Linked DNA regions of Homo sapiens: region 2 is linked to region 1. A link is a loop called in an ENCODE intact Hi-C map of the cell type or tissue named here. Cell type or tissue: heart right ventricle. All regions are shown on one strand. Each heading gives the region's core, and the rest is flanking DNA. Links, peaks and the distances in the headings are about the cores only.

What was found. Hi-C counts contacts between places; a loop is a spot of excess contacts. Peaks named below come from ENCODE experiments on the same cell type or tissue, not always from the same donor. Only the 100,000 strongest peaks of a DNase experiment are listed, where the experiment ranks them.
Region 2: it touches region 1 in a loop (11-fold over the local background); 5 of 110 quality-filtered maps call a loop at or near these places.

Annotation. Positions count from the first base shown.
Region 1 is chr1:219,734,599-219,750,441 of GRCh38, reverse strand. All of the region lies in intron 5 of LOC105372926 (a long non-coding RNA gene), which reads left to right. Among named protein-coding and RNA genes, the nearest start is that of ZC3H11B, 130 kb to the right of the region's middle. In heart right ventricle, for the core only: no CTCF peak of the experiment used is centred there; DNase peaks (open chromatin) are centred at 8,985 and 9,239; H3K4me3 peaks cover 2,679 bases; H3K27ac peaks cover 3,275 bases.
Region 2 is chr1:219,785,144-219,800,986 of GRCh38, reverse strand. LOC105372926 (a long non-coding RNA gene) reads left to right here. Exons shown (of 6, transcript XR_001738473.2): 3 at 3,689-3,735; 4 at 5,410-9,708; 5 at 10,539-10,639. Among named protein-coding and RNA genes, the nearest start is that of SLC30A10, 140 kb to the left of the region's middle. RefSeq lists an enhancer at 6,498-6,647. In heart right ventricle, for the core only: no CTCF peak of the experiment used is centred there; a DNase peak (open chromatin) is centred at 8,172.

The sequences.
Region 1 (15,843 bases), core at 6,751-11,750:
GGAAAATTCCAGAAATAAACAATTCATGTGTTTAAAATTATGTGCCGTTTGAGTAGCATGATGAAATGTAGTGCCATCCTACTCTGCCTTCCCCAGGGAATCTTCCCTTTGTACAGCATCACCATGCTCTAAGATCCAAGTTAAGAATGAGTCCATAGGCCGGGCGCGGTGGCTCACGCCTGTAATCCCAGCACTTTGGGAGGCCGAGGCGGGTGGATCATGAGGTCAGGAGATCGAGACCATCCTGGCTAACAAGGTGAAACCCCGTCTCTACTAAAAATACAAAAAAATTAGCCGGGCGCGGTGGCGGGCGCCTGTAGTCCCAGCTACTCGGGAGGCTGAGGCAGGAGAATGGCGTGAACCCGGGAAGCGGAGCTTGCAGTGAGCCGAGATTGCGCCACTGCGCTCCAGCCAGGGAGACAGAGCGAGACTCCGTCTCAAAAAAAAAAAAAAAAAAAAAAAGAATGAGTCCATAAAATTGTGAAGAAGGGAAAAGAAATTCTTTCCGGTTTTGCTGTCACACCTCAGACTGCAAGTTACAACCACGGTGTGTGATGAGAGTTAAGATGAAGAAGGCATTAAATTTGTGTGTGGAAGACACAAATAGAAATGCATTCTGGTTGATAGCAATCAGATTTGGTACTATCCATGGTTTCAGACATCCACTGGGAGTGTTGGAACATATCCTCCTGGAGAAGGGAGCAACTGCTGTTCTTAACCGGGTGAATCTCACACCCAGAGCTTGCTATTTGCATATAGTTCTCTATCACTGATGCATTTATTAACAAGATATACCATCAAGAGGGTTTTTGATTAATTGTTTGGCAGTCTCAGTGTGTCCTGGCTCACAAGAGCTAATCACGTGCATTTTTCCCAACACCACATGGTAGACTGTGATTGCCTGTGTAAGGAGTATGACACCACAGAAACTGGCAAACTGTACAAATCAGGGTTTTCCCACCCTCAAAATCTGTATGTTAAACATTTACCAGCACAACATTTGTCCTAGTGCTTTTTCCTCTTTTAATAGAAGATAAAATATGAAATAAAAATATTTTTTTACAGGTCCACAAGGGACAAAAAATAAAGCTACCAAAAGTTTTGGTTATTTGGATCGTTGTTCAGTTTTACTCACAAAACAAGAGAGGCATTCGGTCACAGACATTAAGAGCCATTTCAGAATTTTATGGGTATTTTTGTCTCATATTTCTTTGGGTAGTGTCATGCAAGATTTGGAGTATTTTTTTTGAAGTTAGAAAACCCTGGACTTGGATCTTAACCTACTGTCTTTAAGACGAATGACAATAGAAAAGCTATTTAAATTCTCCAAGGTTTAAATTTTCTTATCTGTGACGTTAGAATGAAATATTTTACATGTGGGGGAGTTTTGTAATTTATAGAGCTCTAACACTGTAATCTATGATTACACAAACACCTTCAGTAGGTAATAGTACTGTTATTCAATTTATACTATAAAAGTATTAAGGACTGCCTTACTTTTTCCTACAATATACAGATGTGTTTTTTCTTTTTCTTTTTTTTTTTTTTTACAGCTATTATGGTACTGTACAATAGCCAAACATTTGACTGGCCAAGCCCTTCCCTTTTTGAATGGTGGGAGAGGAGTTCTTTCAAGTCCCAGTGAATAATTATTTAGCATTAACGTCTGAATCATGGGAACAGTGCCTGCTTATCCCACTGCTGATTGTCACCCTGTGAAATGGAGGATAATAAAATATAAATACACTTTACAGGACAGTAGAAACAAAGAAGGGAAGCTTTTCCATATTCACTTCCCTCTTTCCATACCCAGGCCTCTTCTCAGACTGAACTTCCTTCTTCAACCTTTTTGTAGTATCAGTTGCTGATAATGACCTAAAAACAGAAGTACACTTTAGTGAGGATGGCTGCTATTGATCAAAGTTGTATCACCCAGACCAACAGTTAAAAGATTTCTGACTTCCTCCCTTATCTATGGAACTTCTCTTTGTTCTTCGTCACCCCCATCCCTCTTCAGCTCTAAGTACATACTTACGGTAGTCATTCCATTTTGTCCTCTCTGTTCTCTGGCTTCGGAGGTTGTTGATCCATATATTATGTTCTCATTCTAAACATCACAGTGTTCACTTTTCTTTGCATTCACTTTGTATTTAGTGTGGGCAATAGATTTTGCTGTAGCCTTCTAATTATTTCATTTGTGTTTATTTTGCATTGAAAACTGTCTGCAAGCTCTGCAATATCTTCTCCTATATAACCTTTCCAAGTGTTAATTTCCTCATTTGCAAACAGAAAAAAAAAGATACTAATACTTTTCTCTTAGAATTGTGTGGATTAAATGAGATGATGTATGAGTATGTAAGAACCCTTAACATGGTGTCCAGCATTTTGTAGGTGTTCAACAAATATTAGCTATTTCCTCTTCTTTTGCTGTTCTCCTTCATGCCTAAGACAAAATTTATCTACAAGTAAGCATTCAGAAAATTGTTATGGGGTACATAATTATAACACCCATATGGATAGTACCTATTCTTCCCCAGTCTTGTGGTTTCTTTTTCTATTGAGGGATTTCTGTTAGTAGAACAACACCCTGGTTTCGTCTCCCTTGGGAAGGAGTGATATATTGGATAAGTTCGAGATGAAGAACTTTAGAATGGGGAAGAAAAGAAGCTTGTGATGAAGAACAGAATGAGGAAATAGCTCAGCCCCTTTTTGCTCTGTGTGTGTGTGTGTGTGTGTGTGTGTGTGTGTGTGTGCATGTGTAGCAGGGAGACATGGAAGATAAAAGGAGATTTGACTGCTTATAAGCACAGTCTGACCTGCTCCTTTATGCTGAAAGTTTTACAAGGGCAAGCTCCCACACGAGGGGGTCTTTGTTTTTTCAGCCTTATACGTGCATACTTCTGTGATTCAGTAATAAAGGGTTCATTGTTGCTGCACATGGAAGCCACATTCTTCAATATGAGATTGATCAAAAGTTAAAGTGGTATTTTTATCTACATATACTACTCTTTTGTGCCTCTCAATTGGATCTGAAATTGGGTATGAAAAATAGCTTTTTAAAAAAAAAAAAAAAAAAAACTCTTTTTTTTTTTTTTTTTTTTTTGAGACAGAATCTTGCCTTGTCACCCAGGCTGGAGTGCAGTGGCATGATCTCACCTTACTGCAACCTCTGCCTTCTGTGTTCAAGCGATTCTCCTGCCTCAGCCTCTCAAATAGTTGGGATTACAGGTGCCCACCACCATGCCCAGCTAATTTTTTGTATCTTTAGTAGAGATAGGGTTTCACCATGTTGGCCAGGCTGGTCTTGAACTCCTGACCTTGTGATCTGCCCGCCTTGGCCTCCCTAAGTTTTGGGATTACAGGCGTGAGCCATAGCGCCTGGCCAAGTCTTTCTAATATCTCTAACAATCTATTCTTCCAGTTTGTGTAATACAAAATTATATCAGTCCCACAGCATCCTGTTTCTCTTATCCTACTTTAAAAAGTCTCTTTCATATGAATTCGCAGGTCCAGTGGAATTCCAGGACCAGTGGAAGCCATCATTAATTTTTTTTTTTTTGTAAATTATCCAAAGCGCTCTTTATTGCTTTGACTTCTCGATGGATCCTTTTCATTTGGTGTCTTTCTGAAAATAATAACTTGTTTTTGAGGTTTTGCTATTTTTGGTGCACTTCTGTTATATTGACCTGTTAGAATCACAATTGCTGTATTTTTCATCTTAATATTTATTTTATTTAAAAATTCTTTATGTAAAAATTCTCATCTTTATCTTCTTCAGAGGACAAGATTTCACTATGGAACATGGTTAGAGGCCAAAATTGCTAACCTCTGAGTGACTATAAAATACTTGAGCAGATTCTTTTATCATTTTCCTCCAATTCTGACTTGGAACCTGTGTGTAGGGTCACAGAGAGGAGGGAATGGGAAGGAGGTGATGATTAAAGAACAGGCAGAAAAGATGGGCTATAGGCTGCCAAATAGGTTTATGACGGGGATTGGTAGAGAAGTGTTCTCTGTGCTAAGATGCTTTTTCAGAGCCCATTGAGCCCTGGGACAATTGATGATGTTCATGTGACACTAGTGGGGAATGAGTCAACATCAGTTGTCGGAAGGAGGGAGTTATCAAGCACACAGATGTGTCAGTTCTGAGAGACAGACTGCATTCTGTGGCATTTTAATGGAGAGTAAGATTGCCAATGAGCCACCAACTACAGAGCTCTATGTTAAGCTAAAGGAGAAACACCAGGGATTTCACCCTCTTCAGAGTGCTGGTGAGTTTTGTTTGAGAGCACTTCTCAGAACTGAGTTTGGGAAAATTTATCATTGACTCCAGAACAGCTGGAGTGGTTTGTATTGGGGGCTACTTTTTCTTTCAGAACCATTGTTCTGTCCATTGTTCATAGGATCCAACCACTGGGATAATAAGAGGTCAAAAGAATGCCAATTACAGGAACTCTTGGCCTATCCTACCTATATAGTGAGTTATCAGACTTTCACTTCACCAACCCTGCCCATAAAAAAACCAACAGAAGTGTATTCTCAGGGTCGTATTCATTTGTTAGCTAATTAACAATTTATTCACTGAACTCATTTTGGACCCTTGGCATTGGGCCTGATGATGGAAATATAACAAATCCATAAGCTGTGGCTCCTGGTCTGCTTTTGAGGGAACTCTGAGGTTTCAGGGGAGGCAGAAATCTGAACAGCTAAGCCACAAGCTCATACGAATCAAGAACTAAAGGTTGTGGAAGCACAGAGGAGAGGCCAGTCTCTTACACAGCATGAAGACATAGAGGGTGCAGCTTTTCCAGGGGAAGGAGTGACCAGCAATGTATACCATTTCTAAAACGTGCTGATGCGTTGAGTATCATTGAAATTTGCACCACCTGTTTCATTGAGTTTTCTCACGCTGAGGGAACTTCATGGAACACATGGGTGTCAAGACAGTCAGTTGTGAGCAGAAATGATTTTAATATCTTACTAATCATGATAACATCTAAATAAGTGTGTCATAAGAAGATAGATGCCTGTGAAGGAATTGCCTGAAAAAAAAAGTGTGGTTGAACCAGATTATTGCAGTTGGCTGAAGGAATTTCATTTTTCAAACATATTTGTAAACCATGCAGAAGCTTATCTGGGTGACCTTCTGGCAAGTAGCAAAGGGTGATGCTACCTCGGTGATGTCTGGGAGTGGTGAGGCTTGAGTTGTTTAGGGCCAGGAGGAGAAATAGAAGATATTTATTCTCCAGACACTTCTTATCAGATGCAGAGTTGGAAGTATCCTGATAAATCTGGCACTAGTTAAACATCCGCTGAATTATACACTCCCATGGGAAAAACCTACCCTTGAGAACTTGGTCTTTTTATTTGCTTTGAGAACCTCAGTTGCTAAACTATACAATTCCTGGAAGCATCTTGACAGCATGAATTGATTATGAAGACAGTGTTAGTAGCACTAAGGTTTCAGTGCATTAGGTCATTAGAGTTCTTCATCGTGAAAAGAATAGTTGGGACATTTGCTGAAAGGATGATGACATGAAAGAAACACCATTTCCCACCAAATCTACAAAGGTTACCATGGCATTACCTGCAAGCAGCTTGCACAATATAGCAGACTTTGGGCAGATCTTATTGTAGTCAGTGTTTCCAGAAGTAGCCACTGAGAATGGACATGACCTTTCAAAATGCTGCTTTATTTTTTGTGATTGTGAAAATGGCAAGTGGCTGGGCATGGTGACAAACACACATAATCACAGCATTTTGGGAGGCTGAGGCAGGAGGATCACTCAAGGCCAGGAGTTTGACACCAGCCTGGCAACATAGTGAGACATCATTTCTACAAAAAAAGAAAAAAACATTTAAACATTAGCTGGGTATGGTGGGATGCACCTGTAGTCCTAGCTACTTGGGAGGTGGAGGTGGGAGGATAGCTTGAGCCCAGGAGTCTGGGGCTGCAGTGAGCCATCATGGTGCCAGTGCACTCCAGCCTGGGTGATGGAGAGAGACTTTGTCTCTATTAAAAAAAAAAAAAAAAAAAAAAGAAAGAAAGAAAAGAAAAAGAAAAAGAAAGGTAAATTATTATAAACATGGAGGCCAGGGCATGGTTCTGTAATCAAAGTATTGAGTAGAAGGAAGAAAAACAATTTTACTAACCATATATATATGTATGAAATCATTTAATCCTCATAATATGAAATCATTTAATATGAAATCATTTAATCCTCACAATAACCAGTTAGACATCATTGCTCTCATTTTACTGAGAAGGAGGCTGAGGCGCCAAAAAATTAATGAATTGAGTCAGGGCAGAAAGTGGAAAAGACACTGGACCAGATCTTAGAACCTAATACTTATTTCTTTGCAATGTGATATTGTGTAAGTTATTTAGCCTGTAACCTCTGTGTCTAATGTCTCAGTTTAATGATTGAAAAGATAATAATTCCAACAATAATATATTAGTGTACTACTTTATACTTTATGAATGTTTTTCATATTTATTATCTCATTTGTTCTTCACCTAATGCCTGTGTAGTAGCTGGCATAGTTGACACAAAATAGTGGAAAGTGCTAGAGTCCTGGGTTCAAATCCTGGCTCTGCCTTCAGTCTGCCCTTTCGAGATTCAATCTCATTTTCACTGCAGTCGAGATAATAATGCCTATTTGCAGCGCTGTTGTGAGATCTGAAAGAGATAGATGCGGGTAAGCATGTTTAACAAATGGTAGCTCCTATTAAGGGCCCATTTGAGGGATGAGAAGAATAATACTTAGATACTGCATGAGTTCCTCAAAGTTGCACACAACATTCTAGGCAGTGAGGTAAGGAGTTAGAAGCATAAGCTTTGGAGTTAGGTGGACTTGGGATTTAATTCTAGCTCCATTTCTTCTTCTTCTTCTTCTTTTTTTTTTTTTTTTTTTGAGACGGAGTCTTGCTCATCGCCCAGGCTGGAGTGCAGTGGCGCGATCTCGGGTCACTGCAAGCTCCGCCTCCTGGGTTCACGTCATTCTCCTGCCTCAGCCTCCCGAGTAGCTGGGACTACAGGTGCCCGCCACCATGCCTGGCTAATTTTTTGTATTTTTAGTAGAGACAGGGTTTCACCGTGTTAGCCAGGATGGTCTCGATCTCTTGTCCTCGTGATCCGCCCGCTTTGGCCTCCCAAAGTGCTGGGATGACAGGCGTGAACCACCGCATCCGGCCCCTCTAGCTCCATTTCTTATAAGCTGTGTGATCTTGGGCAAGTTATTCAATCTGTCTGAAATTTAGTTTCCGCATATGTAAAATTATCTGTAAAATAATCATAGCTTCTTAAGTGGGTGGGTGATGGAGATGATAAAATAAAAAGCACCTAGCTAAATGCTGGTCTCTTTCCTTCTTTACGCTCCCTCCTTTCCTTTCTTCCTTCTGTCCTTTCATTTGTAATCTGGTACATGCCCAATACATGTTAGAAGATCAAATATAATCTTTTTTAGAGGAACCAGCTTGATGTTGTAAAAAGCTCACAGGCTTTGAAGTTGAATGTGTAATGGTTGAGGTTGAGGAGTCCTGAACTGACCCCTCTAGCTCAGTGATTTTGTGCGAGTCACCTCACCGTCCTTTAAACCGACTCACCTGTTAATGATCCTTACCTTAAAGGGCCACTGTAAAGAGTGCAGGAGGGAGATGATTTGGATGGTGCTTTGTAGTGTCATAGAGCTAGAGAAGTGTTATACTTATGAATATGGAATTTTGGGCATTAGGCAATAAATTAGAAGATGTTTTTGTGAGTGAGGGCAGTGGGCCTAGATACCAAAGTTTTTAGAACAAAAGGAAAGTCCTGTCTCAGGCAGAGCTGAGACAGGTGGTTCAACTCTCACCATGTTGCTGTCATTGCTCATCTCATTAGCCCAGTCCTTCTCTGTGCCTGGTACTGCCCAGACTTACCAAAAGGAATCTGTAAGTCCATATGCATATGTATATTCCCAACCAATGAATTTAAAAAGTAGATTTTCTATCATTATTCTTACCAAAGTTTTCGTTGTTAAAAAGAAGCCTAATGGCAGCGAAAGCTAGAAGCTACTTCACTTGAGTGGGGCAATTCTCTGGTGGCAAGGACTGGGTCTTACTTATCTTTGTATCCTAGTGCCTAGCACAGTATGTTATGAACTTAGTAGATATTCAAGAAATAGTGTGAATAAGTGAATGAATAAATGTGTTTTTTTTCATTGACTTAGCACTATGCCCAGTTCCTCCCTTTGGAAGCCTACAGAGTCCAGGTGTGGCCAACTTGACCTCTGGCTTCCTTTGCCTTTTCATGTGAGTTGATCTGCCTCTGGGCTTACAGAGCTTTTGTTTGAAGAGTATCCTGCTCCCTTGGAGTTGTTTGTCTGATAGACTTTTCTCCTCACAGGATGATGATATCACTTGAGAAATTCAGCTCTTAAAAATTCCATCTCGTCTAAACTAGGAAACAAGCTCATCTCAGTCAAGCTGTATACCTGTTATTATATCTCAATAATATCCTGCCCTACTATCCCTTTTGTCTTTAGTGTTAAGAGAAAGAAGAAAAGCAACAACCCAAAATGACCTACATGAAACATCTCAAAAGTTTTCAGCACTTAGTTATTATCACCTCTCATGGGAAAAAGCCTTAGGCAAAATGTGGGAAAATGGTCCCTTAAGTGGAAAAAATGAAGAAAGGGAAAAAAATGAGATCAGTGAAAATAAATACAGTACAAAGCTCCAAGTGATTCAGTTTTGTTAAAAGTAAAGTGATGATAGGTAGAGGGAGTGCTCTGATTGTGAGTTATTTTCTAAAACCCCAAACAAGGGATTTGGAAAGCTGAAAGGCAAATCTGTCTCTTAAACTTCCCCAGAGAGATCTTTCAGGGAGAGCTAATATCTGTAGCTATTTTGGGAAGGTCACCTATTAAACAAGAACCTTGTGTGCTGAATTCATTTGGGGCTAGCACTCAAGGTCGTGGACATCCATGAATCAAAATGTTCCCGAATGTGGATTGTCTGCAGCCAGTTGGAATCTGGTGGAATTTCTTCAGGAACTGGAACACCATCCTTATCCCTACAGCCTCCACTGATGTCACAAAACTCTACAAAGGAGCCCTCCAATGGATCTCAAATCTTTCCATACATTTGAATGGCAGATCCATTTTATTCCAAGGAATGTTCTCAGGAGCAGAGATGTGTGGCCCAGAGGCTCACATATTCTTTTCTGGTTGGTGGTTGTGAAATGCACGGTGTGGTGGTAAAGGTCCAGGAGCCTGGCATTTCTTGAATTTGGACTTGGGCCAGATGGTACGTGACCCAGTGTTCTGGGGGCAGAATACTGGAACTTTGGTGGCATATAGCAGGTTAAAACATAGCTTGAGAATCAGATATTTCTCTCTCAGTTGCCTACTGATTAAGTGGCAGAGGACAAGTTAAGTATTTTGGAACTTACCGCCATGTTTAAATAAGATGAGTATAATATTTAGATCACGAGATTATGTGATGATTAAATTACGCAGGCAAAAAGTGTCCTGAACTGAACTTGATCAGAGTAAGTAGTAAATGTTGCTATTGTTATTATTCTCCAGCTAGAGAGCTGGGAAGAGAAACAGGATCACATATAGGATGTGAGCAAGAGGATGTTCTTCTATTGCTTTTGTATTTTCTTTTTATGAGGAATCACTGAATTTGCGTTGTTGAAACATTGTCACAAATGGAGTTTGTAACATTATTACAAATAGAATAGCATTTTGTTACTCCTTGAAACATTGATGCAAATGGATTTAGGTTCCAAGGCAAACCCAGAATGTTGCTGAAATAATGTGCTTTAGCAACAAGATTTTGCATTTTCTCTTTCTTCTCGTTGCCAGTGTAAGTGATTTAATTTGTGTGAGCTGCTTTAGGAGATTTATCATACTGTTTTTATGGGTAAATCCATTCCCAGCTACAGACAACTGGAATATAACTTATTTGTGTGCTGGAGGCTTCCAGTGCTGTTTTAGGAGGATTTTAATTGTGTTGGAAATCAGTACTCATGACTCCTGGTGAATATTTTTATTTTTTTAATCCTGCAGGAAATTTCTAGTGCTTTGGCTAAGCGGCTGGGAGGGAATCTCAGCCTTTGGCCACAGCTACCTTTCCCTTTTCTTCTCTGTCTCCTTTTCCCTTTGGTTCCTCTCCCAGGATCTTGGGTATTTCTCTGGGCAAATGAGCCTGCTTGAATGACTTCTATGTGGGGCTACTGTTTTGATGCTGCCTTTAAAAATATGTCAATTCAATAATTTTACTAAAGAAATATTTTTATAGTAAGCAGTTGGTTACTTAAGGTTAAAGTTATTTAACCAGTAACCTTAATCTAATTCATAGAGTAAGCCTATAACATTTCCCATTTCCACGACATCCTGTTTTCTCCTCATCCCTACCAGTAACAGGTATTATTGTTATTTTTAATTTTTTGTCAGTCTGTTAAATTTTAAGTGTTATTTTCTTATACTTCCTAATAAATTTATACCTATTTTCACATGTTTGATGGCTATTTAGAACTGTTCTTCTCTGGATTGTCTATATATCCTTTGCCTGTTTTCTATTAGTTTGTCTTCCTGACAATTTGGAAGAACTTTTTAAAAATAAATAAACTGTGGACATTAGCCTGAATGTGTTCTGTTTGGTGAACAAATAGTCTCTCTCTCTCTCTCTGAGTTTCCAGTCTTGTTAAAATGGCATCATCCAGCCTTATGCTGATTTAGATGACTTAGAATGGTTTTTCTTGCAAGATTGTGTTTTGCACATATGTTTAAGCCATTAATCCATATGAAATTCAGTTTTGTATGTTGTATAGAAGACCACTTTTATTTTCTTCTGGACACGTGGCCACTTATGACAGCAGCATTCATTAAATAATCCACATCTTCCATGCCTTCATTCTATTTTCACCTCTTATTTGTACTGGGATCTATTTCTGTATTTACTATTCTGTTGTTGTGATTAGCGTGTCTATTTCTACCATTATTAAATTGATCTGATTATATTGGTTTTGTAGTGTGCTCTGTGTCTTGTTTTTCCTTCTTTTTCATGTTCATTTTGGTTCTTCTTAGGCATTTATAAATCTATATAAACTTTAATAGGTATCTAATTACAAAATAACCCCATCTGTTGAGATTCAAATTGGAATTGCATTACATTATATATTCATTTGGGGGAGATTAATTTTTAATAACAGTAAGTATTTTTACTCAAGAACCAATGTAAGGAGAAATACAAATTAAAAGTAAGAAGCTTACTTCTCTCTGTAAAAATAAGGGAAGAAACTTCTTCCCCATATTCCTTTTCTTTCAGATTTTCTTTATGAAATTCTCTTTTCAAAAGACAGTTAGATATATGAGTCTGGAATTCAAGTGAGAAGTCTGGGCTAGAGCTATAAAACTGGGAGTCATTGGCATATGCTATTTAAAGCCATAATATTGTTTGAGATCACTAATCAAGTGCAGATGAAGGAAAAAAGGGACCAATATTAAGATATTGGGGAATGACAAAGAATGGCTAGATTACTGAGGAAAATTAGGTGATTAGAATTTCTTGGAACTAAGTGAAGAAAGTATGTATTTCAAAGAGGAGGGAATGATCAGCCATGCCAAAATGCTGCTTACAGGCAAAGTAAGTGGATGTTGGATTTAGGAACATGAAAGTCATTAGTGATCTTGACAAGAGGTCACCAGTGGAGGAGAGTGTTAGAGGTGAAAGCTTGATTAGGGTATGTTTAATGCAGACTTCGAGGATGACAATTAAATGTAATGTATGGTCCTCAATTGAATCCTGGATTAAAATGCCACCATCACTGTCACCATCACAGATACTATCATCATTATCACCATCACTGACAATAATAAAAAAATCTGTAAAGAACATTATTGGGACAAATAGAGAAATTTAAATAGGGACTATTAAATAATATTGTAGCAATGTTAAATTTTCTGATAGTGAGGACTGTATTGCAGTCCTATAGGAAAATATTTGTAGGATATACATACTTAAGCACTTAAGGAATGACATAATGTTTGTAATTGACTCTGAAATGGTTCCTCCAAAAGAATGTGTATGTGTGTGCATATACTTCACACTTAAATACATACATATATGTGTATATAAAACATGTATTTGTATATGAAGACTAGAGAGATATCATGGAAATGTGGCAAAATATTAATAATTAGTATATGGAGGTGGAGGGTACATGGATCTTCATTTTATTATTCTTATACTTTTTGGTGAGCTTGGCATTTTCTAAATAAAAAGTTGTAAAGAGAAACATTGAGAATGGAAGAAGAGGAATTAGAAACAGTGCATATAATTTATGTTTTTATCTAGTGCACAAGTAAAGATATTAACTTTAGATGGGAGCACCAATTCCTCCTCTTCAGTAAAAGGCAGAAAAGTGGACTACATGAGTACAGATTTCAACAGATGCTGATAGATATGGTAGTGTGGGTCTATACCTTTTCTTACAAAAGTAACCTTTTGTATTTATTTTCTTTTGGTTGTTCAACTTTCTTAGTGAAGTGGGAAATAAGATCATCAACTGAACATAAGGATGGGTGAGGCTTAAGGAGAGAGAAGCGCTGAAGTGGGAAAGTGAAGGCACTACGGAAATGCAATTTCTGATTAGCGTTAAGGGGCCACCTGGGGTTCAACAACAAGCAGACTTAAGGTAAGACCAGTCGGTGTAGCTGTGTGTTTTTCTTTAGTCAAATTCAGATACTTGGTTGAAGGTATGAAAGTTGAAGTGGATTTAGTCAGGGTTGTGGTTTCCCAAGAAAGGACAATACTAGAGAGGACAAGAATTGTTGAAGGTGTATGCAAGGACATGATTATGATCACTCATGGAGTAAAGCTGGGAGAGGGGTGAGGCCTGGTGAAAAAGTTGTATGATCAATGGATTGGAGATCCTGTTGAGGGAAAATGATAAAAGTTGGATACCAAGGAGAATTATCTGGAACGACAGGAGGTGGTGGTCAGAGAGTGGGAGATATGAAATGGCATTTACGGAGGGGTTACAGTTATTGCCAATAGTGAACTACTCTTGTTTTTCTGGAATATCTTCCTTACTCATAGTATACTATTCATTGGCTGGATTGCTAGAGTTCTATTTTATTTAGATATTTTGCATTTATATTTAAAAGTGAGATTATTCTTATTTGATTCTTTTTTTTTTTTTTTTTTTTTTTTTTTTTTTTGAGACCGAGTCTCGCTCTGTCACCCAGGCTGGAGTGCAGTGGCACCATCTCTGCTCACTGCAAACTCTGCCCCCCGGGTTCACACCATTCTCCTGCCTCAGCCTCCCCAGTAGCTGGGACTACAGGCGCCCGCCACCACGCCCAGCTAATTTTTTGTATTTTTAGTAGAGACGGGGTTTCACCCTGTTAGCCAGGATGGTCTCAATCTCCCGACTTCATGATCCGCCTGCCTCGGCCTCCCAAAGTGCTGGGATTATAGGCGTGAACCACTTCTCCCGGCCTATTCTTATTTGATTTTTATGTTCTGGCATTAGAGATATATTGGTCTTATAAAGTGAATTGGGAAGCTTTTGATAATTTTGGGAACAGGTAAAGCTTAGCTGTTGACTTACCTGTCTTGTGCCCTTTTCCATAGTAGACTTAAATCACTTTCCAATTTATTTCAATAGTTATTAGTTTATTCAAGTTTTCCATGTCTCTCAAAAATTATTTTGATATTACTACCAAGTCATTTCTTTCTTATGGGTTTCAAAACTTGTTGCCACAGGGTTGTATGAAATATTCTAGTTCTTTTTATCTCCTGAATCCGTAATTTTATCCCTTTTCTTATTCCTAATTTTGTCTATTTGTGCTATAATCAGGTACACAATGGTATTATCTGTTTTACTTTTTTCCAAAAGTAACCTTTTGTATTTATTTTATATATCTACCAATTTTATTTTATTCTTCATTAATAAAATATTTTAGATTTATTAATTCCTTTCTCCTGTGTGTTTTTTCCTTTATTTTAATGATCTGTTAAATGAGTGAACTGACTGGGCACAGTGGGTCATGCCTGTAATCCCAGCACTTTGGGAAGCCAAGATGGGAGGATTTCTTGAGCCTAGAAGGAGCTTGAGGCCAGCAACATGCCAAGACATTGCCTTTCCAAAAAAACAAAACAAAAAAAAACTGTGAACAAGGATTCTTTGTTTTATATCTATTTTTAAATTACGAAGACATTTAAAACTGTGCATTTAATTTTTGCTTAGTGTCAAAGAATTTGAAACAAACTCCTTTTCATTGCTCTTCAGATCGTTTGTGATTCAGATTGTCTCTTTAAGCATTGTCTAGATATTTGTGAATAAATTTTCAACTATTTAATATTTTTGGCACCAACTTTTTATTATTTGTAATTGTATTATATTATTATCAGAAAATATGGCTTATAAAATTTATAATACATTTAGCCTGTGAATTTTCTTTTGTGGCCAAGTACATAACTTGCTTTTGTAAACGTTCCTTCAATATATGAAAGAAATATGTATTTGCTATTTAAGGGATGTAAATTTTTTTTCTATCTGAAAATCAAGTATTATTTAATTTGCCTTTGACTTATTGTTTACTATATATAACAAATTCTGTAATAAGTGTATTAAAATAGCTTCTTCTAATTGTATTTTAGTTGAATTCTTCTTTTATTTCTATTTTTATATGCTTTACATATTTAACTTATATTTTGTGATGTGTATAGGTTTATCACTATTTTATCTTCTTCGTAAGTTGTGCCTTTATTTACATAATGTTCTTATTCATTCTGTTTAATATTCCTATCTTTAAATTCTACTTGTGTGACATTTTTCTTGCCACTTCTATTTTCTTTTTCTTGATATTTGCCTGAATTTTTTTGCCTTTTGCTTTATTGTCAACCATTCTTTATTATTTTTTAAAGTGTTTTTTATAAATAGAATATAGCTTTATTTTTGTATTTTAGCTTAACCTGTCAGCCTCTTTTCTTGGTTTGTTGTTGTTGTTTGTTTGTTTGTTTTTGAGACAGGGTCTCGTTCTGTCACCCAAGCTGGAGTGCAGTGACATGATCTCGGCTCACTGCAGCCTTGACTTTTTGGCCTCATGTGATCCTCCCACCTCGGCCTTACAGGCATATGCCCCCATGCTTGTCTAATTTTTTGTATTTTTTTGTAGAGATAGGGTTTTACCATGTTGCACAGGCTGGTTTCAAACTCCTCTAGTCTCTATTTTTTAAACAGGAGAATTTAGTTATTTTCCATTGGTTGTAAAGACTTATATACATGCCTTGTCCTCATACATCTTCCCTCCCTGGATGCTGGGCACCGTCAGATAGTCGTTCTACTTTGTGGACTCCTTGAGGATCAGGTCTGGTTGTAGTCATACTATGCTACAAATGGTTGCAATTCTACCAGCAGACAGGAGGCTGCTGGAATGTCCTTTCTTGTATTCTTTCAGCCTCAGGGGTGCGGACTCACTCCATTCCTTTAGCTTCTCTCTAGATTTCTTTAGGCCAACTCTCCAGGGAGAAATGCCAGCCCCAGTTTTTTCTGCTTAATTTTCTTCAGAGCCCAAGGTCTTATTTACACCTGGGTCATCATGGACTTCAGCAGCAGTTTGGCTCAAGAACTGTGTACAGACTGGAGTTAGGAGTGGAGAGGTTTTGAGGTGAGTTGAGGCTGTCATTTTCCGAATGTCTTCTAAGACCTGCCACTGATGTTTATAATGACCATTTTTTTCTTCAGTTTTGACATATATGGTTTACCACACAATAGGGTTGTATTTTGAGAAAACGCTCAGTAGTCTTCTCCTCTCTATATACTTTGGCTCATACTTAGACAAAGCACC
Region 2 (15,843 bases), core at 6,119-11,118, 51 kb before region 1:
GCTACCAGCATCTATCATGACCACCACCAAGGAGCTGGTCCTGGCCACCCCTGACTCCTGTGGAATGCTGTCTGATCATTACTATTCCTTTTAATGCCTGATTTCCCCAAGGAATTATCTACACTAGCTGCTTTCCCTCTTCAGCTTCTCTTTATGCCTCAGTTTTTTCATTCTGTTTGTGGCTCATTCTATGCTTCTGTTGACACTGGGCTCTCAAAGGTCATTCATGGCTTTTTTTTCTTTCTTTCTTTTTTTTTTTTTCCCGAACATGTTTTTTAGAGCATGCTTTCAATTAGAAAAGTAGTATGGCTTATAATATAACATTTAGAAAACACAGACAAATGTAAAGAAAAAACATTCATGATCCTGTTTTCTAAAAATAATTATTTATAACATCTAGTTTACCTCCACTTGGACATTTTATTTGCATATGGGCATATATTCAAAAAATTGAGCTCCATGAGATTTGTAGTATTCATTCTTTTTCAATATCATGAGCACTCAGACCACTGGAAAATCCTCATGAACCATGCTTTAAGCATTCATGGCTTTTTAATTGGATCTCAGTCTTTTTGTTACTTGATTTCTTTGCTTATTTCATGACCTCCATGTATCTGCATTAAGGGAAATTATAAAACCAAAGCCTAGAATGACATAATGGGACATTCAATATTAGAGTAAAGATTTATGACTTTATTCAGTGGGCACCAAGAAATCCAATCCTGTTTTTTAAGCTGTAAAATGAAGCATCAGATTAATACAAAGATGAAAAAATGAATAGAAGAGACCATTATGAAGATGGTCACAATAGTCTAGGTGGAGATAGGTATTGAAAGTATTAATTAGAATAATAATACAGAGAATCTAATGTAAAGCAAAGTTTGGAGAAGCATTGAAAGAGTCAAATAGATAAGATCAGGGGAATGATAAAATATGTAGAGGGAAAGTGGAAGGAGAGAGATGCCTTTCTCTAATTATGTTCTTCAGTTTTGACTTTCATGTTTCTATTCCTGTTCTCTCTTTTTGTAGTATCCTTTTTTGGTCATCTCTTTTCATTGAAATCTACACTTTATTTTAAGTTCCGGGGTATACACGTGCGGGATGTGCAGGTTTTTTACGAAGGTAAATGTGTGTCATAGTGGTTTGCTGCACCTATCAACCCATCATCTAGGTATTCAGCCCAGCATGCATTAGCTATTTCCCTGATGCTCTCCCACCCTGCGCACTCCCCGCCCTAGCAGGCCCCAGTGTGTGTTGTTCCCCTCCCTGTGTCCATGTGTTTACATATGAAATGTATACTTTTTATCAGGATTCTTCCTCTTCATGAAATTTTTCTTGATTACCTCAGGCAGATATTATACCTCCAATTTCTTAGAATTCTGTCATACTTTCTATATCTCAAATTTTATCTCATTATTTTAGGGCAATGATCTCCTCAGCCGTAGTTAGGTAGACAGCTTGTGGTTTAGGCTTTAGATGAAGGTGTAGGAATAAGAAAAACGCAAAGAGGCAATTGAAAAGTATAAGATTACATGATCTAATGACCAAGATGAAATTACAAACTCCATTTCATGTGCGGTCTGAATTAAAAATACTTTAACTTGTGACAACATTTTCAAGTTAGCTCCTTGGGAGCTTTGTTAGGATAAAATGAGTAGGAGGAACTTACCCTTTGGTAAGAAAATACATCATAGTTTCCATGTCTCTCAAGGAACTGGAAGAGAGTGCTCATTCTTTTTTCTGGAAATTTAAGAAAATTATTTTATATTAAACAATTATCCTCTCTCCCTCCCTCCCTCCCTCCCTCCTCCCTCCCTTCCTTCCTTCCTCCCTCCCTCCCTCTCTCTCTCCTTTCTCTCTTTCCCTCTCTTTCTCTTTCTTTTTTTTTTCTTTCTTTTTTTTTTTTTTGTAGGATCTCCCTCTATCGCCCAGGCTGGAGTGCAGTGGTGTGGTCTCAGCTCATTGCAACCTCCGCATTCCAGGTTCAAGCAATTCTTCTGCCTCAGCCTCCTGAGTGGCTGGGATTAGAGGTGTTAGCCACCATGCCTGGCTAATTGTTTTTTTGTATTTTTAGTAGAGACAGGGTTTTGCCATTTGTCCAGGCTTGTCTTGAACTCCTGGCCTCAAGTGATCCACCCGCCTTGGCCTTCCAAAGTGCTAGGATTACAGGCATGAGTCACCATGCCCAGCCTACTATTATTTCTTGACAATCTTTCCTGAAGAATTTATCTTTATGTGACTGAATGTGAGTTAATTTGTTTTCTAGAAAGATGCATTAATACAAAACAATATTGGTTTTCCACTAGGCTTTTCTTTCTCTAAAGACCTTCAAGTCTTAAGAGAAATATGACATTGAGTGTGAAAGCAATATATTAGAGAAAATAAATATTCCCTGCCTCCAGCCTTCCATTTTAAATTTGGCTAAACTTTGGGAATCATTTTAGAAGAGTAGGGTAATATTTTGAGTGAGACTCTCTCAGATGCAGTTTAGTTGGGAATGAGTCATATGGGTGCTTTCTTAATGATACGTTATGACACATCACATGAAGATGACTGAATTTTCCTTTTCCTCTTTCTTTCCATTAGCACATTATCTACTTTGCCTCTTTTTCAATGATGAGTATCCAGCTTTGTCTTTTCACTTCCTTTCACATTTCAAGTCTGGTTTCACATTCAGAATTTATTAAAAATGACTTTGAGAAATGCTAATTTCACAACCATCTTCAAAGATTCTGTTCAGAGTTCTAGGATGGAGTTTAAGACATTGCATTTTCAGTGTCTACCACCATCACTCTCTGTCCCTAGAGGATTTAGGTACAGTTGGACTGTGGATTACGCTTTGAAAAATTCTGGACTAAAGGAGCTGATTGAACTTTATCTCTTATTACAGCATCTCTCTCCAATTGCCTTGGCCCATTAGTGAGCAACTACTAGATTTAAATTTGTATGTTTCTTCCAACGCATCTCTTTTGAAGGTTTATTATAGTGTTATGTACCCATTCAGAGCTTAGTACCTATAAATGGAGAGGATTCTCTGAAGATAACCTCCCTTTATCACTTCTAACCTCTTATTCTTGGGTTGTGACCATTTTGCTTACTCAGGGATTCCTAAATAGCCTTTTCAAAAAGTGCTCTAATGAGTAAATTAAAGTAAAAAGCATTTTTAATGATATTCATGTATCTGATAACGATTTGGACTTAACAATGCTGAAATTCTATAACTCAATGAAATGCACTTTTATAATGTTATACATCTATATTTAAATTACCTATTAAGATTTAAATCACAGCAAAACTTTCTTCTCTCAGATAATGCACTGTGGAAGTTATGAATTTACCTCTCATTTCTTTCCAGTAATTCTTTCTCCCATTTTGTGTGAGATATTTGTCTTTATAATTTGACATATTATTTTGGTGTTGCTTAAATATTGCAACTATTATGGGTAACTGAGCTGGCTATTGACATTGTTTGCCACTTATTATAAACAAGAAAATAATGAAGACAAGTCAAAAATGTCAGAACCTGTTAATGATGGGATCGCAGTTATGGTTGGATATACATCAAGGATGGGAGTAGCTAGCTGCTATTTATTATGACATTGTACCAAGTGTGTTAACTTTTGTTATTTCATTTTTTCTCATTTTATTCTTATTGACTCATGTAAGTATAATCATTCTAATGTTACAGAGGAGAAAACAGAATCTCAGAGAGTAACCTGCCTTAACCACAACAATGTAAGTAATAGAAGCAGAGCATGAATCCTGGCTTGCTTGACTCCAGAGTCTCAGCTTTCCCCACTACACTGTGCTGTTATGATGCTTAATTCATTTATTGTATGCCAACTTAATAAAAATAGATTTTATTCAGTGGAAACTCTCTGAATCATACTATATTGGTGGATGCATGTCATTATACATTTGTCCAAACCTGTAGAATAGAAAACACCCAGAATGAACCCTAATGCAAACTATGGACCTCAAGTGACAATGATGTGTCTATGTAGGTTCATCAATTGTAACAAATATTCCATTCTGTCCAGGGGTGTGGATAATGGAGGAGACTATACATGTGTGGGAGCAGGAGCTATATGGGACCTTTCTGTACCTTCCTCCTAATTGTGTTGCAACTCTAAAATGGATCTTAAAATATATATATGTATTTCTTTTTCTTTTTATTTCTTTTTTTTTTTTTTTTTTTTTTTTGAGATAGGGTCTCACTCTGTTGCCCAGGCTGGAGTGCAGTAGCACAAAATGCAGCAGCAGGATTCTCTTGCCCCAGCCTCCTAAGTAGCTGGGACTATAGGTATGCACCACCACGCCTGACTAATTTAAAAATTTTTTTGTAGAGACAAGATCTCACTATGTTGCCCAGGCTGGTCTCAAACTCCTAGGTAAAGTGATCCTCCAGCCTCTGCCTCCCAAAATGTTAAAATTACAGGCATAAGCCACTGCCCCTGGCCTAAATATATATATATATATATATAATTATTATTTTTTGAGACAGAGTCTTGCTGTGTCACCCAGGCTGGTGTGTAGTGGCACAATCTTGGCTCACTGCACCTTCTGCCTCCTGAGTTCAAGTGATTCTTATGCCTCAGGCTCCTGAGTAGCTGGGATTATACACATGTGCCACCATGTCCAACTGATTTTTTAGTAGAGACAGGGTTTCACCATTTTGGTCAGGCTGGTCTTGAACTCCTGACTTCAAGCGATCTGACCACCTCAGCCCCCCAAAGTGCCAGGATTACAGGTGTGAGCAACAATGACTGGCCAAAAATAATTTTTTTTAAAAAAGATTTTGTTCTGATTCTGATGGGGAATGGACTCTTTTCTAAAGTTACCAGCAGTTCTTTAACTGGTTAGCGCTACGTTAGGCATAGCTCGTAGTTTTTAGGGTGGCAGGTATGTAAAAAAAGAGGAGAGATGGACAAAACCAAGACAGCAGAAGTAGCTATTTGAGGGATTTCGGAACCCTTGACTGACAGTCACTTCCTGGGACAGTCCTGATTTTGCTGCTCTTTCCCCACCTCTTTCTTTTCAAGGCTTACTCCCTACACACTTACCCTAGCTCTAACCCTTCCTGCTGAGGGGCACCCCATTCACAAGGCAGCGGATACCAGATGTGAGGAATGGAAAGAAAAACGTTGTTACTTGATTGTTCTTATGAGTTATACACTCAGGCTCTTGGTTGGAGGGCTCTGATGTGAAAGCTTGGCTTCAAATCCACTGAAAAACTAGCATGATTGAAGTGGTGAACTGGAGATAGGGTGGGGGTGGCCTACCACGAGGACTAATTTGTTCTTTAAGTTTATCTAATGGTTTGTAAGGGTGGAAATATCTCTGGGGAAGTGTGATGGATTCTCCTAGGAAACTGACTTCACCAAATAATTCTTTTGAAACTGTTTTCAGAAAGGAGACAAGTGGCATGAATCTATTTACAAAGAGAATCACCTCTGTGTCTGTGACCCGAGAGCCATTCCCGTAGTGATACAACTTGGACATTTGTTCAGGAGGCAAGCGCTCACGCTGAGTGATTTTCAAAGCTGTTCGAGGGCATTTATCAGGCTTTTAACTCTAGGTACTCTTTCCCACGGTGTGAAGGCCAAGAGAAGGGATCCTGGGCTCTCTTCCCCGGCCCCAGGATGGGAATTCAGGGGGAAAAGGTCATCTACTCTTATCCCACAAAAGAAAACTTATTCATCAGTTGTCAAGCTAAGGAGCTTCGGAGTCCACAAATAGGGAAATTGCTAAGAGCTTATCAGTAGTGTTCACCCCCCAACCCAACCTGGGGCCACATGGAGAATGATGTTGGGGGCACCAATCTTGTCCTACTTCAGGTGAAAAGCAGGGGTGGGGGGTTCATTCTGAAGGGCTCCTTTGTTAAAATTCCTTCCAATTCCAGGAAAAACATGCACTCCAAAGCCATTATCTCTTTTACTTCTTACTAGGGGACTTCCAGGAAAGAGACAGAGGGAGCGAGAGAAAAAAAGAGGAGGGCAGAACAGCTGCAGTGAATTTAGTCGCCTCTCCAGTTGCTTTCCTTGTTGCAGAATATTTCACATCCCAGGATTTTCCTTCTTGTCCTCTGGACTGTTGATACACCCAAGATCTTAATATCCTTTCGATCACAGGTTAAAGACATGGGGTGGGGCCGGGGGTTGAGGGAGCAGAAAATTGTATTTTAAAGTTTTGTTCTATTTGTTTTATCAGCAATTAAAACTTTTTGTGGTCCCTACCCTGGGCCATGAGGCCACCCTGCTGTGAATTCAATCCAGCCTGACCAGCTAGGACAATGATCATATGAATTAATGGATCTTGATAGACCTCAGTTCCCCTCTTCTCGCCTCACTGAGCACAGCCCAGGCTTCAGTGGCTGCACGTGTGAGCATCCACTCCCACACTCTACCCAAATCACATGCTGAATTCATTGCACATGTGAGCCGTGCTGCACCTGTGGTCTGGAGATACCAGAGTAAATGTAGCTGTGCACCTCCTCTGGGTGTCAGAGGACCTGAGGTTGCTCCTCTGCCTCAATGAGGGGATCTTCCTTCTTCCCTCACATCTCTCCTCCTCTTTGAAGTCGGTAGCATGATTTGGACCCAGCCTCTTGGGAGAGGTGAAATACTCTTTCACTTTGGAACAGCTGAGGTTTGCTCATGGAATCGGAGGTGCTGAAGTCACAAGATCGTGGTGTGGGTGACGCTGGCGTTTCTTAGTAATGAGCCTTGCTGACACATCCCAGGAGAGGAAGTTAGGTTAGGGCAAGGCAAGTGAATGAAATTGATTAAAGGCTGCAACAGATTAAAAAAATTAATGTACTTCATTTAGGGTTATGATGTCTTCTTTCCTGGGTTAATCCATAGGCAATGTGGGATTAGGGCTCCTTAACCTACACCTGGAAGATTTCACGTCAGAGGAAGGTAAGATAGGGGAATCTGTAGGGGCTGGTCTGTGAGCCAGCATTGAGAGTTTAAATTGAGCCCCATAAGGAAAGCCTTCCTTATCTCCCATAACTAGGAATTACGATGGTGTCTGAGGAGGGGAGGCCTCTGGATGCAGGGTTTACTGTAAAACTGAAGGACAGCAAGGCTGATGCTCACAAGTGAGGGTGGAACAGGTATGGTAAAAGTGCTTTGCATTCAGCAGTCACTCAACAATGACTGAATTAAAGCTATTTTGTGATAAACTTTGTTTGATAGGCTACTGCCCCAGAATGTTTGCAAATATGCTCATTTTTGAGGTTCACAGCTGTCCTCTCCTTCCTGAGGTTCTACTGAGGCATCATTTACCTCCTGGTAGATGTGAGATGTGGTGATCACTATAGGGTAGGCAGCTTGGAAGCAAGGATTGGTGAGCAGTCTTTTGTTCTGAGTTACTACTGCAATGTAGGCCAAATTCCTCTAATTTTTTTTAAAAGACAGAGTGTAGATATTGATATTCTCATTTCCTTTGGAGCTAGAGTAACCCAGAGTAATAAAACCCCTTGGGCAAGCAAAGCAAACACAACTCAAGACAAACCACTTGCACGAGAGGCTTCAAATGGTGATTTAGATTTAGAAAGTTAAGTGATGGGATCTTGAAGACCACATATTCCTTGGGAAAGGCACATGATCTGGCCAGCCTGAAATGCATCATCAGCCCCTTTGAGGAGGTCAGTGACCCATGTTAATGTAAGGTATAAAATTCCAGGTTGTGGAATTCGGTGGTGCAACTCATGAGGGTTCCTACATTATAGCAATCTTTAAATGGTTTGATAAAGTTGAGAGAGAGAAACAAAACTGAAGATTCTTTTTTCTCTCTGAGTAATGAGACTCTTGGATGAAAGGCTTTTTCTATATATGGTTTTTAATCTTCATTTTCCACTTTCTGGTACCCAGATCGGCGCAGGGGAGATCTTTAACTTGGATAGCAGTTTGTATTTCTAATTCAGCCCCAGATTAGTCTCCTATTGTGTATATGAGATGTTGAACACAAAAGAAAACTGCCTGAGAGTGTGAGTTGTGGAGGTGGCTGGGCCAGATGCTTGCCTGAGTGATGAGCTGCAGATATCGGCTCAAGTGGAATACTAAAAAGGGCTGGTACATGACTCCAACATCATTGAATTTCCTTTTTCTCCTGCCAGTGGACATGACAACTGAGGATAAGGTGGCTGGGAGACCATGAGGGCAAATGTGACACAAGGCAGGAGTCTTGCCCGAGCTTGTCAGCTGGTTCTTATTTCCTCATGCTGCAGGAGCCTTCTCTGGTAGGGCAGAAAGACAATGAGATCTCCATGCGATTTTATGGATCAGTTTTCACTTTTCCAGATGCAAAGAGAGGAGCCATAATTACCTTGCATATGTTTTGATAGCATCCCTTGGGCAAGTGGAAGGGGTAACTCACAACAGATAAACTCTGCTTTTGCTCCAGAAATGTCTCCTGCATCTGCAACAGGGGGGTGTTGAGTGATGCTATAGGCAGCTGGAAGGGCTCATTTATTTGACCTAATTATTCCCAGTGTAGACCTGACTCATCATAATGGGCTCTTCTTCAAAGGAAATGAGAGCCAGATTGTCTCCTTGGCAGCAATGGAAAACAAATGCTATCCACAGAATGGCTGTTAGATTAAAAAAAGGTGCAACTTGCCTTTGGGGCCAGCTGATGTTTAATGATGTTACCAAGAATAGAGGACTGGAAAGAGAGTAGTGTCAACTTCTGACATTGTAGCTTTCTAAAAATGTTCTTAATAAAATTAACTTACCATTGGATGCCATGAACAAAAGTAACCACATACTCAGAATCCAAGGAAAAATGGAAGCCTTGGGGTGTTTTTATTAATAATCGATGAAATCTCTATGGGTACAATGGAGGACTTTTCACATAGAGACCTTATTATTTCTTAATCCTCTTGGATGCTCTATTGAAGGATTAAAATGATCTTTTTTTCCTAAGGGATGGAGAAATGGAGAAAGAGAGTTGAAATAACTCTCCTATTACCATCAAGCAAATCAAACACAGAATGGGACCAGCATGCCACATTCCCTCTGTGAAGCCTTGGAGTGCAACTGCATTAGCTCAATGGTGCATTTCACAACGTCACAACTTCATCTCAGATCATCACAAATTGTCCATATTGAAACCTGGGTGCAATGAGAATAATCACTTAAATTTTCTCTGGTCCCACTTTTCTGCTTTACAGTGGTAGTTGAGAATGTCATACCCCTAAGGACATGGGGAAGATGTGTCCTTGACTGATTGATCCCTGTGACACAGTCTGACACTTTGCTTTTGTTCAGCAATTCTCAAAGCACTGGATTGCAATGATGCCCTGTTGACAGCACTGTTCAAAAGTCGACCTGTTGTTGCTGGAACCTCCAAGAATACAGTGTTTGATCTCAGCCAGGATCCTGTCTTGGAAGAGGAGAGGGAATCCCAAAAACTACTTGTGAAGAAGATCCCATTGTTCAATCAAATCCTCGTCACTGTAGCAATCCATGCATGCCATTGCAGTTGGCATTCTGACACGTGTACACAGTGTTTTCATCTCTTCCCTGGAGTTGCAGCCAAAGCCTGAGATTCCTTTCGACACGACCCTGAAAAAACTCTGGGTTTGTGCTCCCCTCTGCTCTGCAATAACATACCAGCTCTGTGATGTGGCCAATGTTTACCTAGTTGGTGGGAGGACTTTTTAATATCAAAAGGAAAACATTTCTTCTGCATTCCACATAGGTAAGATGTGGTTTGCTGTTGTGCAGGGATAAGGATTTGGGGTGGGGAAGGGATGAAGAAAAGAAAAACAATCCCCCCACCCATGTTTTTTTTTGAAATTTTCAGGGCTAAAGTGATGGGTCAGAGTAGGTGAGCAAAAAAAAAAAAAAAATCATCAAGCAATGCGGGAAGATGAAAGATGAACAGACTTTGTTTTAAAGAGTCACAGTCATGACTGAGCATATGTTTCCTTTGCATTCAGTTCCAAAAATAGATGATTAGTAGTGAGAAGCAACTGGTTTCTGATACTTATCAGAGGTCAGTTAATATCATTTCCAACTGTTGGGGTTAGATATAGGGTAGGCTGTATATCTAATGGAAAGAGATTATAAAACTTCATGGTACCTTGGATTATATTTCACAAAGCTGTTTCTGGCCAGACAAAGCAGTTAGCTAAGTAAGAGGAATTTGCCCAAGGATAAAAGGGGCTGGTAAGTTGTAGTGATCTTTTTAGATACTCTCTGTTTTAAATAGTATGAATACACTGGCAGTTTATCAGTTATCATGGAACAGTGGGGGCCAGGGAGTGAGGGATGAGCAGGAGGGGACACACTGAAGACCAATTGGGTGAAGAAGCGGGTCCAGCTGGGTATAGAAATCAGTGCTCTATTTTCTCCATAGACCCCACAAATGGTAGCTTGCAGGCTAGAGATTCTCTGAACCTCTAATGTTACCTAGAAACCTGAAGAGGCTGAGGGTGCCCTGTTCTTAGGGAAAGAACAACCTTGCTTTAAGTTATGTTGTTAAATGTTTTGTCAGTTTGATTTAGTTTGTTAATTTCTCCAAAGCAGAATCTGCCAAGGACATTCCCAAAGATCTACTTACTTATTAGAGAAACCAAGAGAGTCCCAGCAGCACAGAGGGATCGAGAAGACTGAGAACAGAACTGGAGGTGAGAATATGGCCACAGGAGACCCCAGGACTTAACAAATGCACTGGTTTGACTTATTTTCTGGATATTTTCTGGATGTATATACTGCCTTTACTTCTCTTTAAAATAGGGGCAGTGCTAGAGGTATTGACGTTTCTTGAAATGTTCACAAGTCCTTGACACAGACTTCAGGGACTTGCAGTGATCTATGTAGACTGGATATGCTTCAAGTGGAAGGTTGTTGACTTTATTTTGGTCCCTAGGGTTAACATCCCACCTTATGGATTATTCAAGTTAAACTCTCAACAGCTGTTAGGGCTTTGTACTTCCACAGAGCTCAATCTTTCAGTTGACTGCTCATTGCTGAGCCCTGTACCATGCACTCTGGGAGTAATATAGGAAGTCTCTTCCTTAGGCATTGATTTGCAAAGGCTGAGTAGGTGAGAGTATGAAGGCGTGTAGGGGTATGGGCTAACTTTTTTTTTTTGATTGGGATCTCACTCTGCTCTCCACGCTGGGGTGCAATGGTGTGATCATAGCTCATGATAACTTCATACTTGAGCTCAAGTGATCCTTCAACCTCAGGCTCCCCAGTAACTAGGACCACAGGTGCATGTCACTACACCAGGACAATTTTTAATTTTTTGTAGAGACAGGGTCTCGCTATGTTACCCAGGCTGGTCTCAAACTCCTGGCCTCAAGCAATCCTCTGGCCTTGGCCTCCCAAAGTGGTGGGATTACAGACATGAGCCATCATGTCCAGTCTGATTTCTTCCTTTCTAATGTAGCTTTTCTTCTGAGGTTGAGGGAAACAATATAGTGCAGTTATTAGTATATTCTATAAATACTTATTGGGCATCTATCCTGTGACAGTCTGAGATTCAAAGGTTAATTAAGAGACAGAGAAGTCGTCAAATAATTTATGCTTGATTTACATTTCTCTCCTCTCACTAGACTCAGCTTCTCTAGCATAGCATTATTCTTCTTTACTTCCCAATCCCTGGCATCTAGCATAAACCCTGGCCTATAATTGGTACTCAACGAGTATTGAAATGATGTACAACAAGAAGTTTGCATTGATATTTTTCTTTCCTTTTCTCTAACAACTTTGCTTACACATAACAACTGACCATTTTCCTTCTATCAAAATAGAACATTTCCCTCTCTGGGCTGCTTATTTACCATTGTGTCTCTTACAGTTACTATGAGGAGGAATAAACCTTTCCCTTATTGGCAAGACTGCCTTGCTATTAGTACATATTATATCCCATAGAGGCAGAAACTTTTTATTCTTTTGTTCACCACTGTATCCTCAGCATCAAGAATATACAGGGCTTTTAATAATTATTTGTTGAATGAATACATAAAATTGAAATCAGGACAAAGGTTCTAACTATATGAGGCAGGTTAGGTTAAGCTTTGCTGCAGTAACAAACAAATCTGAAAATCTCAGCACCTGAGCATACGTAGGTTTATTTCTCTTTTGCACGAAGTTGGCTCTGGGTCCTGCAGCTTTCCAGGTCAGCTTCTTTCCCAGTGGCAACTTAAGGATCTAGTCTGATTGCGTCCTGTATATACCCAATCTAGAACATGCAGCTTTTGAGTTGCTGTATTATGCGAAGAGAGGGTACAAAGGTTGCATACAGACTCATAAGTGCTTTGACTTGGAAATGATCTGTGTTTCTTCAGTTCAGACTTTCGGTCATCAAATATAGGTAAGCCTATGAGTATTTGGTGAGCATGCCACACTAAGTATGTTATTCAGTGCTTGCTAAATGGTGCTGTAATTCCATGAAAAAGTAACTTGGTGTTCCCTGCTCACTCTTGCCACTTCAGTGCAGACTGGTCAATTTCCAATTGCCGTTTTCCTGAAGTCCATCTTGATAAGCCAGAGATTGCTTTGGCTCCAACATAAGAGGCTCTCAGTAGCAGGGAACTATGCTATGTTATGCTGGGGTTCAAATTTTAATAAGACATATAGCATCCACGGAGGAGTTTAAGCTGTTTAAATTTCTGGCTCCCAACTGGACTAAGCTTGTCAAAGGCAGCATTGACTCAACCAATGACTCAGGGAGTTGGTATATAAATACCTCAGATCCCTCACTGCTCTGGTGAGATGGCCCTGAGATGCATTTTCTACACTGGCTCCCAGAGATGTCATTTGGATTAAATTCCAATTATCCACAGTGGCAACTACCTTTATTGCTATCTCCCCTTCCCTGTCTCATTTTCCCATTTCCTGACTCCCCCAACAGTGTTTCTTGGGGTTCTCTCTAAAATTAACTATTTGCACTTGAATCCATGTCTTTGGGTCTGTGTATGGGGGAAACAACAAACTGAAAGAGAAGGTTAGAAGGTTATCTAGATAGTTATCGGTGTGTGTGTGTGTGTGTGTGTGTGTGTGTGAGAGAGAGAGAGAGAGAGAGGCAAAAAAACTTCATACAGATTAGGGAGGGGACCCTAGGGAGGCCTCTTCCTTCACTATCTGCACTTGGAGAACTGCTTAGGTAGCTGGAATGAAGGAAGTGAAAGAATACAAGCGAGGGGAAAGGAGAATCCCTGAGATGCCAGAAAGATTTTCTCCTATGCTATGCATTTAAGCACATAAAGTCTGGATCCTACTGTGAAAGTATTGGCTACCTGAAGTCTTGGGGAGAGGGATTCCCAAAGGTGTTCTAAAGCAAGCACTTCCTGGGCAGCCAACATGATACCTGTGGTAATTGGAGCCCTGTATTTATAAGCACTTCTTATTGGGATTCCAGAAGTGTAATTGGACAGGTTGACAAGTAGCTGTGGCTGCTTGTAACTGCAACACAGGGCTCAGAGTCCAGGCTGGGTGCAGTACTGAAGGAGTAAAGCATGTCGTTTGTGGTTCTCCACCTCTCCTTTTAGTGCCCTCTGCTCCTTTTTGGCGATCTGCTATACCCCAAGGGTCATATAATGGTAAAGAGACCTTATAATTTATCATCTAAACAAGGGCACTTAAAAAATTACCTTCCCAATATTCCAATGAGAAAACCAAGAAGTCATACAAGTGCTCCAAAGGCCAGTAAGTGGTGGCACCAGGATTTAAAGTAAGATTTGGGTGATTTCTTACTGCACCACCCATGTTCCGCGTTGACTCTGACAAAGGGCTTCCTGGCAGGGAGAATGGGGCTGGGGCTTGGGAGTCAGGAGATGCAGGATGATCCCAGGTTTGCTATTCACTCATACGAAAACCTTGGCAAGTCCTTTCTTTTCTCTGCTTGTTTTCTTATGTTTTGAGAGTTCTTTATATGTCCTAGATAACATGTTGCTTATCAGATACATGTTTTGTAAATATTTTCTCTTAGTCTGTGGCTTCACTTTTCATTCTTTAGCAAGCCTTTCACAGAGCAAAATCTTAAAGTTTTGGTGAAATCTGATTTATTAATTTGTTCTTTTATGGCTAATTGAAAGGTTTTCTCCCAGAAGCTTTATGGTTTTAGGTTTACCCTGAAGTCTACCATCCATTTTGAATAAAGTTTTGCATACAGTTTGGTGCCATAAATCAAAGTTAATTTTTTTACATATGAATATTCAATGGTTCCAGCATTATTTTTTTTTTAAGAGACAGGGTCTTGCTCTGTCACCCACGGTGGAGTGCAGTAGCATGGGCATGATCATAGTTCACTGCAACCTTGAAATCCCAGGCTCAAGCAATCCTCCTGCCTGAGCCTCCCAAATAGCTAGGACTACATGTGGGTGCCACCATGCCCAACTAATTAAGAATATATATATATTTTTTTAGAGGGGAGGTCTTGCTGTGTTGCCTAGGCTGGTTTTGAACTCCTGGCATCAAGTGATCCTCCCACCTTGGCATCCCAAAGCACTGGGATTACAGGTGTGAGCCACAGCACCTAGTCCCAGCACCATTTGTTGAAAAGATTATTATTTCTCTACTAGATGGCTTTTACACTTTTGTCAAAAGTCAATTGTCCACATATGCATGGGTCTGCTTCTGCACTTTCCATTCTGTTCCATTGATTATTTTGGTTTGTTTCGTTTCCATCAATACTACACTGTGCTGATTACTATGTTTATAATAAATCTGAACCAAGATAGTTTCAGTCTTCCAATTTTGTTCCTTTTCAAAGTTGCTTCAGGTCTTCTTGGTTCTTCACATAGTCATGAATTTTAGAGTCAGTTTGATAGTTTCTACAGAAAAACCTGCTGGGATTTTGACTGACATTTTGTTGATTCTACAGATTAATTTGGAGAGAGTTGCCATCTTGACACTATTGAGTCTTCTGACCTGTGAACATGCAAACTGGGACACATTTGAGAATGAAAGGGGACACTATGAGTAAGCCAGGGCAGTTCTGGGCAGATTGGGAATTATGGTCATCCTACCTGGTGCCCTCTTGTCACTGCATGTGATGATATCTTGCTGGTGGCATGGTTCCCACAACTCTCATTTACTCCTGTCCACCTGAAAATTTATTATGTTTCCAGTGGTTTTAAGTATATTCCTGGCACAAATATATCAATAAATAAAACCTTAAAATCACAGTATCCCATTGGACATTTTTCTTGGATGACAAGAGTGACAATGGATTAGCCTGATAAATCAATCCCTAGTCAGAATTACGTAGCCTATGTCTTATTCTATTACTCATTCTTTTGACTTTCCAATGTGTCCAACACATATACATAGAGCACTCGTGTAATGGGTATGATGCTTGGTAGTATTCTTTAACTTTTAAAAACAAACTCTGAAGGCAGGTTAGAGGGAAGGTGCTTCAGACTGTCTTTAAACATTCATCTCTGCAAATTAGATAACAGATGTGAAATGCCCAGTACTGTTTCTGATTCATGCTAACCCCCCTATAAATTCCCCTCCCTGGGAGCACATCAGAGTCCTGGACAGTCCCTGCAGCCAGCCGGGAAGGTCCTTCCTGGGGAGGGAGAGAAGGATGTGAACCCTGATCTTCCTATATTTGGGGTGGATCAAAAGCAAAGCTCATGTAAAGTTGGCAAAAGAAAACTCAAACTATTGTGGCAAAAAATATCGTGACAAAAAATCTGGATGAGTTCTTCTTAGTGTCCCTGCCAGCAATCTTGCAAGATACTTGGGGACATGACCTTCATCGCTCTTTGCTGTCATACATCAAGGGTCAGGGTTTGGGTGGAGCAAGGAAGGAGGTGGTCACTTTGAAGCCCTTGCCATTCTTGTGGGCAGGAAGTGAAGTATTAAGGGTGTTATC